Linked DNA regions of Homo sapiens: region 1 is linked to region 2. Evidence: chromatin contacts called from ENCODE Hi-C or POLR2A ChIA-PET data. All regions are on one chromosome and are shown on one strand. The core of a region is the stretch at or near the end of the contact, and the rest is flanking DNA. Distances in the headings are between cores, read along the strand shown.

Region 1 (4,761 bases), core at 1,944-4,443, 560 kb before region 2:
ACCTTACCAAAAAAAGCCAAAATCTCTTGGAGAGGAAAAAAACACTAAAATTTAATATAATTTGGTGATGTTAATTAATTCAAGCAAAGACCCTGGGACATACTGGTGCAGTCTGACCTAACCAGTGAAGTTTTGTTTTTGGATGGCCCAGAAAAGATGAGATGTGTTTGGAGGAAAGGACATCTTCAGTTTACGCTTTTTTTTTTTTTTAACTTGGCAAAAATAATTCAGTATTCCATCTGGGCAGCACCCTGGGGTCTGCTTGTCCCTCCCTGGCTCCAGCCCACTAACCCAACCCACCCAAAGATCAGCAGTTGACACACTATTTGCAGGGAGGTAGAATTTTTTTTTAAGGTACTCAATTCTGAGGCCCTTAGCGCTTAGCAAAGCTCAAAAACACATGGCTACAGATAAAAACGTGCTATCAGGGTTAGGTAATTTTGAAAACTGACTACCAGCAGCTGGTTAGACGTTTACAGGCTTTGTTAATAACTGATGTGTGTGAAGAGGAATTCGTTTCTTCAAGAGAAATTAATGTTCTAGAGATTACATTCCATAGTACCTGTAATTAAACAGCGTAGAGTTGCCTATGACTGATTTTGGGGGAGAGTGTGATTGGTGATAAAACAACATTTGTAATTTTAGCCATCACTGTTGACTTCTGGAGTGTGAAATAAACCATCTGATCAGAGGTCAGTGGTGCTAATTGTGGGAGTGGGGGTGGGGGAGGTGCTCTACAGCTGCTTTTAGATCAATCTAGGTCTGTAACCTTGGCTTGAATAATCTGACTGAAATACTAAGTGGGCTGGTTGAATGGCTTGACTGAACCAATGCTGTACAAGAATCAGAGTAGCAGCCTGAGGAATGTAATGCAAGTCCTGTCCCTTCTGTGTCTGTTTTCCTCATTAAAATCAAGCTCAGACAAGGATTCAAGGGCCTCTTCCTGCCGCTTATGCATTATTTCTACTCACACAGATTCTGTATGCCCTGGAAAATTGGTGGGGGGAGGACTGCAATTTCGAAACTATTGGAAAACAGAAAAGAGAGGTCTCCAGTTCACCATCAGTCCCTCAAGTTCCTGCTGCCAATCAGACCCCCTCCCCCAGTATGGCTATTCTGTGATCACATCGTGGCTCCCAACCAAAGAAATAACCCAGGGCGGGTGACAGCTAGAATCTTTTCTGGCTGGCAGTCCCACAGGCCTAAGCGCAAATCTTGGTCCTGCCATTTATAAGGCATTTCCTACTTTGTGACAGGACTGTGAATCTCCAAAGTAACCTGACCTTAGAGAAGTCATAGGTAAAAAGTAAAAATAGTAAATGTTTTGCCCAGACCCCAGCACATGGTGCAGTGGCTGGGCAGCTGTGGTTATCTGGCCTGTCACTCAGTGCTGGGTGTACAAGGGAACACCGGCAAGCATCAAACCCTCCGGAACCTTCAGCTTCTCTGAGCACGTGAAAGGGGGCGTGGCCAGCCCTTCAGGTCTGGGCAGGTTCCTTAGAGAAGCAGTGCTGAAGCAAAGAGCATGCCCTGGAGGAGGGAACTTCTCAGGTGGTGGGAGACCACATTGCCGGCACTGCAAGACAGCAAGACGCTGTGGACGAGCCCTCGCAGGAGATCAGGCTGCACAGGCCAGACAGGATTCCCAGGACTGCCTTCTAAAGGTTTTCTTTTTCTTTAGTTTTAAAATTTTTACTTTTTAATTTTTTAAGTCTTTTTAAAAATTATTATTTGAGACAGAGTCTCACTCTGTCGCTGTCGCCCAGGCTGGAATGCAGTGGCGCGATCTCGGCTCACTGCAACCTCCGCCTCAGCCTCCCGAGTAGCTGGGATTAAAGGCGCCCGCCACCACGCCCCGGCTTTTTTTTTTTTTTTTTTTTTCTGTAGAGACGTGATTTCACCATGTTGGCCAGGCTGCTTTCGAACTCCTGACCTCAGGTGATCTGCCCCCCCCACCCCCACCGGCCTCCCAAAGTACTGGGATTACAGGCGTGAGCCCCCGCGCCTGGACTTTGCCTTTTTTTTTTTTTTGGCAGGGTCTCTGTTGCCCAGGCTGGAGTGCAGTGAGGCAATCATAGTTCACTGCATCCCTCAAGCGATCCACCCGCCTCGGCCTCCCCGATCCCTGTGACTACAGGCACGCGCCACAACGCCCGGCTAATTTTTGTATTTTTTAGAGACGAGGTCTCACTATGTTGTCTAGGCTGGTCTTCAACTCCGGAGCTAAAGCGATCCTCCAGCCTCGGCCTCCCAAAGTGCTGGGATTACAGGCGTGAGCCACCGTGCCCGGCACAATTCATTTTTTATTAAATCAACAGAGTTTACAATATGACCATCTAAACATTGTTGACTAATGAGCTAAGATATTGTTGACTAATAAGCTATGATTATTTACCTTATTGTACAACCTTTTGTTTTCTCCAGTGTCGAAAACAGCATCATTTTTTATTTGCTTTTTTTTTTTTTTTAATATATTTTTTGAGACGGAGTCTTACTCTGTCGTCCAGGCTGGTGTGCAGTGGCGCGATCTCAGCTCCCTGCAACTTCCGCCTCCCGGGTTCAAGCGATTCTCCTGCCTCAGCCTCCCCAGTAGCTGGGATCACAAGCGCCCACCACCATGCCCGGCTAATTTTTGTATTTTTAGTAGAGATAGGGTTTCACTATGTTGCCCAGGCTGGTTTCAAACTCCTGACCTCAGGTGATCCCCTCGCCTCGGCCTCCCAAAGTGCTGGGATTACAGGCGTGAGCCACTGCGCCCGGCCGTCATTTGCTTAATTTTCTACGCATCACCCAAATGTTCCAACAGACGTGTGGTAAAAGCCTCTGAATATCATTGTCCGCGTACTCAGAAGTATCAGATAATCCACCACAAATCAATAAAATTTTAGAAGTTTAAGTCGGTGAAGGAAATTGGACCCGGTACTTTCGGAGCCGGCTGCCCTGCTCTCCATCAGCAGGCGTTCCTGCATCTCATCTGACCTCCTCCGTCCAGAAAGGCGTAGGGACCTGCCCCAGGACGTCTGCGCGGCGAGGAGCATGGGAGAAGAGAGGGAGTGCAGGGCGCCCCTCGGTGGCGGGGAGCCTCCAGGACCTCACCAACCGGTCCCCTCGCTGCGCCCCGTCCGGCTCGCACTCCCGGCCCCGCCCACCCCTCGGGGCCCCTCCCGAGACCACGCCCCTTCCGCGGCCGTTGCTCCGCGCTTCTGCTTCCGGCGGCGCTGGTGGTGGCGCGCGGCGCGGCGCGGCGATGGCGGCGGGTGGCAGCGATCCGCGGGCTGGCGACGTAGAGGAGGACGCCTCACAGCTCATCTTTCCTAAAGGTTGGGCTCGGGGCTGCCAGACTCCCCCGCGCCACTTCGCGTGGTCGCCGCAGGCCTGGCGTTATGCGCGCTTCGCCCAAGGCCCTGCCTCAGCGGCGGCTTGGGCAAGCCCCAGCGCGGCGTGGGGCTGGGGAGGGAACATGGCCTTGGGAGGGACCATGGCCTTGGGAGGGACCGCCTGGGCAACTGGGTTATTTTATGTGATAAACTGCGAAGTTCCGGGGACCTGTGTCAAAGATAAACAAAGCCGGACACTCAGGTGGTAAGGACAGATTTTTAAACAGTAATATACTGTTGCACTAGGGAAAAGAGCCCAGCGTGAACCGAACTCAACTTCGATTAGTACAGAACCTCTGGGCGTTTTAACGGAGAATTAGGGAATAAGGATGTGGTGAGCGGGAGCTCGGGGGAGTCGGGGAAGTGAGAAATGTAAAAAAGCGGGAAGAGGAGGATTGGTCCGTGTGAACGCAGCTTGGTTTGTTGACTGGCGCACCTGTCGAAGTTAGGCCCCTACCCTCCCACAGAGGCAGAGAGACAGAGTCCTATCTTCAGCTGTTGGCTGGAACAAATTATTTTGGCAGCCTTGAGTTTTCTCACGCACGCACTTTAAGTGGTTGGGGAGGGTATTCCTAGGGATGAGGTCTTCAGCTCAAAAACTTGAAAATGTATACAGCTGTCTTACACTTTATTGATTTATTGATTTATTGATTGAGATAGGGTCTCGCCCTCTTGTTGAGGCTGGAGTATAGTGGCATGATCAGAGCCCACTGCAACCTCAACCTCTCAACCGCTCAAGCTATCCTCCCACCTCAGCCTCCCAAGTAGCTGAGACCACAGATGCACGCCCCCATACCTGGCCCATTAAAAAAATTTTTTTCGTAAAGACAGGGTCTCACTATGTCGCCCAGGCTGGTCTCAAACTCCTGGGCTTAAGTTAATCACGGCACCTGACCTATCTTATTCTTTTATTCATTCATTCATTTACTTATTTAGAGACAGAGTCTCACTCTGTTGCCCAGGCTGGGGTGCAGTGGTACGAACTCGGCTCACTGCAACCTCCGTCTCCTGGGCTCAAGTGATTATCCTGCCTCAGCCTCCCGAGTAGCTGGGATTACAGGTGCCCACCACCACACCCGGCTAATTTTTGTATTTTCAGTAGAGCTGGGGTTTCACCATGTTGGCCAGCCTGTTCTCGAACTCGTGACCTCAGGTGATCCACCCAGCTCGGCCTCCCAGAGTGCTGGGATTACTGATGTGAGCCATTGCCTGGCAAAATAATAAATTTAAAATTAAAACGGAAATACTACCCTCTAAGAAATAAAAAATATAAAAATGAAAAAATGTTTATTATGTGTTTTTTGTATTTTATGGTTTAATACGTTAGAACTTACTATTTTAGTTGTTAATTTATTTTTTTTAATTTTTTTTTTAATTTTATTTT
Region 2 (4,904 bases), core at 574-3,073:
CAATGTGAGTATAAGAATGATCCAAATCTTCAAGTTCTGGTTCCTTTTTGTTGAATAATTCCACCTTCAGTGTATCTCTTCTCACATTTCACTATAAGCAATAAGGAGAAAGCAGGCCTCAGTTTTTTTTTTTTTTTTTTTTGAGACGGAGTCTTGCTCTGTTGCCCAGGCTGGAGTGCAGTGGCGTGATCTCTGCTCACTGCAACTTCTGCCTCCTGAGTTCAAGAGATCCTCCTGCCTCAGCCTCCTGAGCAGCTGAGACTACAGGCGCGCGACACCACGCCCAGCTAATTTTTGTATTTTTAGTAGAGACGGGGATTCACCATATTGGCCAGGCTGGTATTGAACTCCTGACCTTATGATCCCCTGCCTCGGCCTCCCAAAGTGCTGGGATTACAGGCGTGAGCCACCGCGCCTGGCCCAGGCCTCACTTTGAACCATCATGTAGAAATTTCCTCAGCAAAATGTCCAAGCTTATCACTTATAAGTTCTACTTTCCACCCAACAGAATACAATTCAGGCAAGCTCTCTACCACTTGCCTCCAGTTTCAATAACATATTTCTCCTTTCCATCTGAGCCGTCACCAGAATCACCTTTAATGCCCATACTTCTACCAAGGCTCTTCAAGACAATAGAGGCTTTTCTATCATGCGCCTCAAAATTCTTTCAGCCTCTACCGATTACCCAATTTGAAAACCACTTCCCCATTGTTAGGTATTTGTTACAGCAGTACCCTATTCCCCGTACCAAAAATCTGTGTTACGTTCTCCAGAGAAACAGAACCAAGAGGCCCACTGAGCAAGCGAGATTGATTGATTGATTTTAAAGAATTGGCTCATGCAATTGTGGGGGTTGGCAAGTTGGGAATTCAGGTACGAGTTGATGTTGTAGTTTTGAGTCCAAAGGCTGGAAACTCAGTCAGAACTTTCTGTGTTGCAGTCTGGAGGCAGAATTCCTTTTTCCTTGAGAAACCTGTCTTTGCTCTTAAGGCCTTCAACTGATTTGGATGAGGCCCACCCGCATTATTGAGGGTAATCTGCTTTATTTAGGCTGAGACATGAGAATGGCATGAACCCGGGAGGCGGAGCTTGCAGTGAGCTGAAATCGCGCCACTGCATTCCAGCCTGGGCGACAGGGCGAGACTCCGTCTCAAAAAAAAAAAAAAAAAAAAGAAAAAAATTTTTTTTGAGACGAACTCTCGGCCTGTCGCCCAGGCTGTAGTGCAGTGGTGCAATCTCAGCTCAGTGCAGCCTTTACCTTCTGGGTTCAAGAGATTCTCCCATCTCAGCCTCCCAAGTAGCTTAGACTACAGGCGTGTGCCACCATGCCTGGCTACTTTTTTTTGTATTTTTCGCAGAGATGGGGTTTCACCATGTTGGCCAGGCTGGCCTCGAACTCCTGACCTCAAGTGATCCACCCACCTCAGCCTCCCAAAGTGCTGGAATTACAGGCGTGAGCCACCGTGCTCAGCCAAATTTTTTTTAATTAAAAAAAAGAATTCTTCCTTACCCATGGACTCAGGTCACATTCTCTCTCTCTCTCTCTCACACACACATTTATTGCCCACATGGCTTCATTAAAATTTAAGTTCCAGAAGGATGAGGCCTTTAATTCGCGCACTACACAGGTGCTCAACACACAGTATTTTCCTTCAGTTGTAGAGAAATGAACAGTGGAGGACCCCCGCCGCTGGGTCGCACGAGCTAACAGATCGGCGGTCGCTGGCTCTCCGCTCTTCCAGCCACCCACATCACGGCGCCTAGAGGCGGGACATCCTGTGTGGACAACAGGGAGCTTCCGGATTGAGCCGGAAGTCCCCCCAGAGCGGATGCCGCGGCGGGCCTGTGGGAGCGGGGTCATCTTCTCTCTGCTGCTGTAGCTGCCATGGGCAAAAGAGACCGAGCGGACCGCGGTGAGACGTTGCGCGGGCACGCTCAGCCACGACTGCCCTTGCCGGCCCTGCCCCCCGCTCTGCCTCGGAGCTGCTCCGGGCCTCTGCGCCGGCCGACCCTGCTGGCCCTCCCGCGCGCACCCCGTTGGGACAGGCCTTTGGGCGGGAGAGATGCTGGACCTGGGCGCAGCCCAGCGAACTCGGCCTAGGGGAGACGGGTGAGGGGCGCAACGCCTGCGGGATGCAGGTGGCTCTTAGCTAGGAGTTTGCGGCGGCGCAGGTGAAATGCTGCCAAGCGGTGCGGAGGGAACCCTGAAGGCTCCTGCTGGGCTTACTTCTGTGTTGGTATCTTGCAGACAAGAAGAAATCCAGGAAGCGGCACTATGAGGATGAAGAGGATGATGAAGAGGACGCCCCGGGGAACGACCCTCAGGAAGCGGTTCCCTCGGCGGCGGGGAAGCAGGTGGATGAGTCAGGCACCAAAGTGGATGAATATGGAGCCAAGGACTACAGGCTGCAAATGCCGCTGAAGGACGACCACACCTCCAGGCCCCTCTGGGTGGTAAGCATGCCCTTAGCTTGGGCAGGGCCCAGGAGTGTGCGGAGCGGCAGCTAAATCTTGGGCATCCTCAGAGTCAAAACTGACATTCAGGATACTGCCCCTAGAACTGGCCGGGAGAGAATTTTCATCCACACACGTTGGAACAGCCCAAGGCAACAGCGAGCAGTTGCGCACACGTGTGGCGGCCGGACCTGGGCTTCCAACAGCTCTAACCCCTCGGTTTACTCTCACTCCTTCCCCAGCCCTACCCCATGTAGTGAATCCTTTTATCTGCCGAATAAATAGCATTTATCATGTAACAGTTTGTTTCCTCAAATAATGGAAGACATGTTCGGTAGCAAGCTTTTGCTCTACTTTAAATAATTAATGTTATACATTTAGTTGAAATCTAGCCAAAAGGTAACTTGAGGATAGCCAGTAAGATGGGCTTTCTCTGTGCAGAATAGTAGGAAACAGCTGTTGACTTTGGAAACACTTTCTTCTATTTTTCTTTACTCTTCTGTATCTGATTAATGTAACAGGCCCCACAGTTGTCTGAAGGAGTGCTTGCAAGAATATCTGTGGTGTTGGGCAGCTTATTCTTTCTTGATAATGATATGGGCAAGAGCCCAGTAGTCTCTGCAACTCATGTTTCCTTGTCTGTTTTGTCCATTTGGTATCTCTCAGGCTCCCGATGGCCATATCTTCTTGGAAGCCTTCTCTCCAGTTTACAAATATGCCCAAGACTTCTTGGTGGCTATTGCAGAGCCAGTGTGCCGACCAACCCATGTGCATGAGTACAAACTAACTGCCTACTCCTTGTATGCAGCTGTCAGCGTTGGGCTGCAAACCAGTGACATCACCGAGTACCTCAGGAAGCTCAGCAAGACTGGAGTCCCTGATGGAATTATGCAGTTTATTAAGGCAAGTGACAGCTGAGACCAGCAATTCCACCTGCCCTGCTAATGTAACAATAGGCATAGGTGCTCCATGTTGTCAGCCTGTGGCAGCCATGAGAATGTGCCATTCAGATTTCCTGTGGGGAGCATAACGACTGATTACCCCAGCCGCTACACTCTGGATCCAGCATTGTGTTCTGGGTGAGGCCATGCTTCTCATGAGCCGCTACACTCTGGATCCAGCATTGTGTTCTGGGTGAGGCCACGCTTCTCATGAGCCGCTCCCAGCTGTGGGTATTAACACAGAGGGGCTACTAATTCAGGCCCATTGTAGCCAGGGAGAATTTGGAAATGCAGCCCAAAGTGAGTGTGCTGGGGACTGAATTGTGTGTGTTCCCCTCAAATTTTGTCTTCAAAACCTAATATCCAATGGTAATGTATTTGGAGTAAGAAAGTAGTTAAGACTAAATGAGGTCGTGATCCGCTATGATTAGTGTCCTCCTAAGAAGAGACACCGGAGCATGCTTTCTCTCACCTGCCCTTCTTGTCATGTGAGTACACAATGGGAAGGTGGTCCATAGACAAGAGCCTTCACCAGAAACTGAATCGGCTGATACCTTGATCATAGACTTTCAGCCTCCACAGCTCTGAGAAAATACAGTTCTAATGTTGAAGCCACCCAGTCTGGAATTTTATTATGGCAGCCCAAGCTGACTAACACAGGTGGTAAACTCTGTCTAAAGCTAAGTATCTGCAGGAGACCAATAGTCAACAAGTTCCATGAGGGAAAGTCAAAAACAACTTCAGATGTTTTTGACAAAACAAAGAGGGTTCCATGTGATTAATAGTTGAACATGCTAGGTTTCTTCTGCGAGATGGGTGAATGCCATTTAAAAGAGATGGACAGTGGCTTTCATTGCCTTTGGCTGATCCAAAAGGAGTCAGATTCAGACCTTGGGATCTGGAGTGGCAGAAGAGTGCCACAGGAATTCAGTATGGTACTGCAGCCAGTCCCAGAGAAGCTGCAGGAGTCCTGGAGAGAACTCTCTTTTCCTGTGATGTGAAAGCGTGCCCGGCCAGGTGCAGTGGCTCACTCCTGTAATCCCAGCACTTTGGGTGGCTGAGGTGGGTGGACCACCTGGGGTCAGGAGTTCAAGACCAGCCTGGCCAACATGGCGAAATTCCTGTCTCTACTAAAAATACAAAAATTCGCCAGGCATGGTGGTGGGTGCCTGTAATCCCAGCTACTCAGGAGGCTGAGGCAGGACAATCACTTGAACCCGGGCGGCAGAGGTTGAAGTGAGCTGAGATCTCACCATTCATTGCACTCCAGCCTGGGCAACAGAGTGAGACTCCGCCTCAGAACAACAACAAAAAAGAAAGCGTGCCCAAGGAGAGGACCTTGTACCAACACTGTGGCTCTGCCTGGTCTTGGCTGCGAATTGCCTGCAGGGATGTAGGTGTTGGTGCACTGTAGTGGTGGATCAGGGACAACAGCGGGGATAGGCAGCCCCTCAAAGTCTGACTGGCAAATTTTTTTTTTCTTTTTTTTTGAGACGGAGTCTTGCTCTG

What was found. Hi-C counts contacts between places; a loop is a spot of excess contacts on that map. ChIA-PET counts read pairs that join two places held with the same protein, here RNA polymerase II (POLR2A). Pooled maps may share reads with other maps.
Region 1: a pooled map shows a loop between it and region 2 (6-fold over the local background). The contact joins the promoter of POLR2D here to the promoter of ERCC3 in region 2. A Hi-C loop is called at or near these places in 1 of 37 single-sample maps with no recorded cell type and 5 of 50 pooled maps. POLR2A ChIA-PET finds 5 or more read pairs at or near these places in 1 of 52 experiments (GM12878).

Annotation. Positions count from the first base shown.
Region 1 is chr2:127,856,587-127,861,347 of GRCh38, reverse strand. It overlaps POLR2D (RNA polymerase II subunit D), which reads left to right and starts at 3,193. Exons shown (of 4, transcript NM_004805.4): 1 at 3,193-3,320. The coding sequence starts at 3,248. It also overlaps the pseudogene LOC107985803. RefSeq lists a silencer at 3,049-3,358 and an enhancer at 3,589-3,758.
Region 2 is chr2:127,291,063-127,295,966 of GRCh38, reverse strand. ERCC3 (ERCC excision repair 3, TFIIH core complex helicase subunit) reads left to right here and starts at 1,823. Exons shown (of 15, transcript NM_000122.2): 1 at 1,823-1,913; 2 at 2,249-2,454; 3 at 3,121-3,357. The coding sequence starts at 1,886.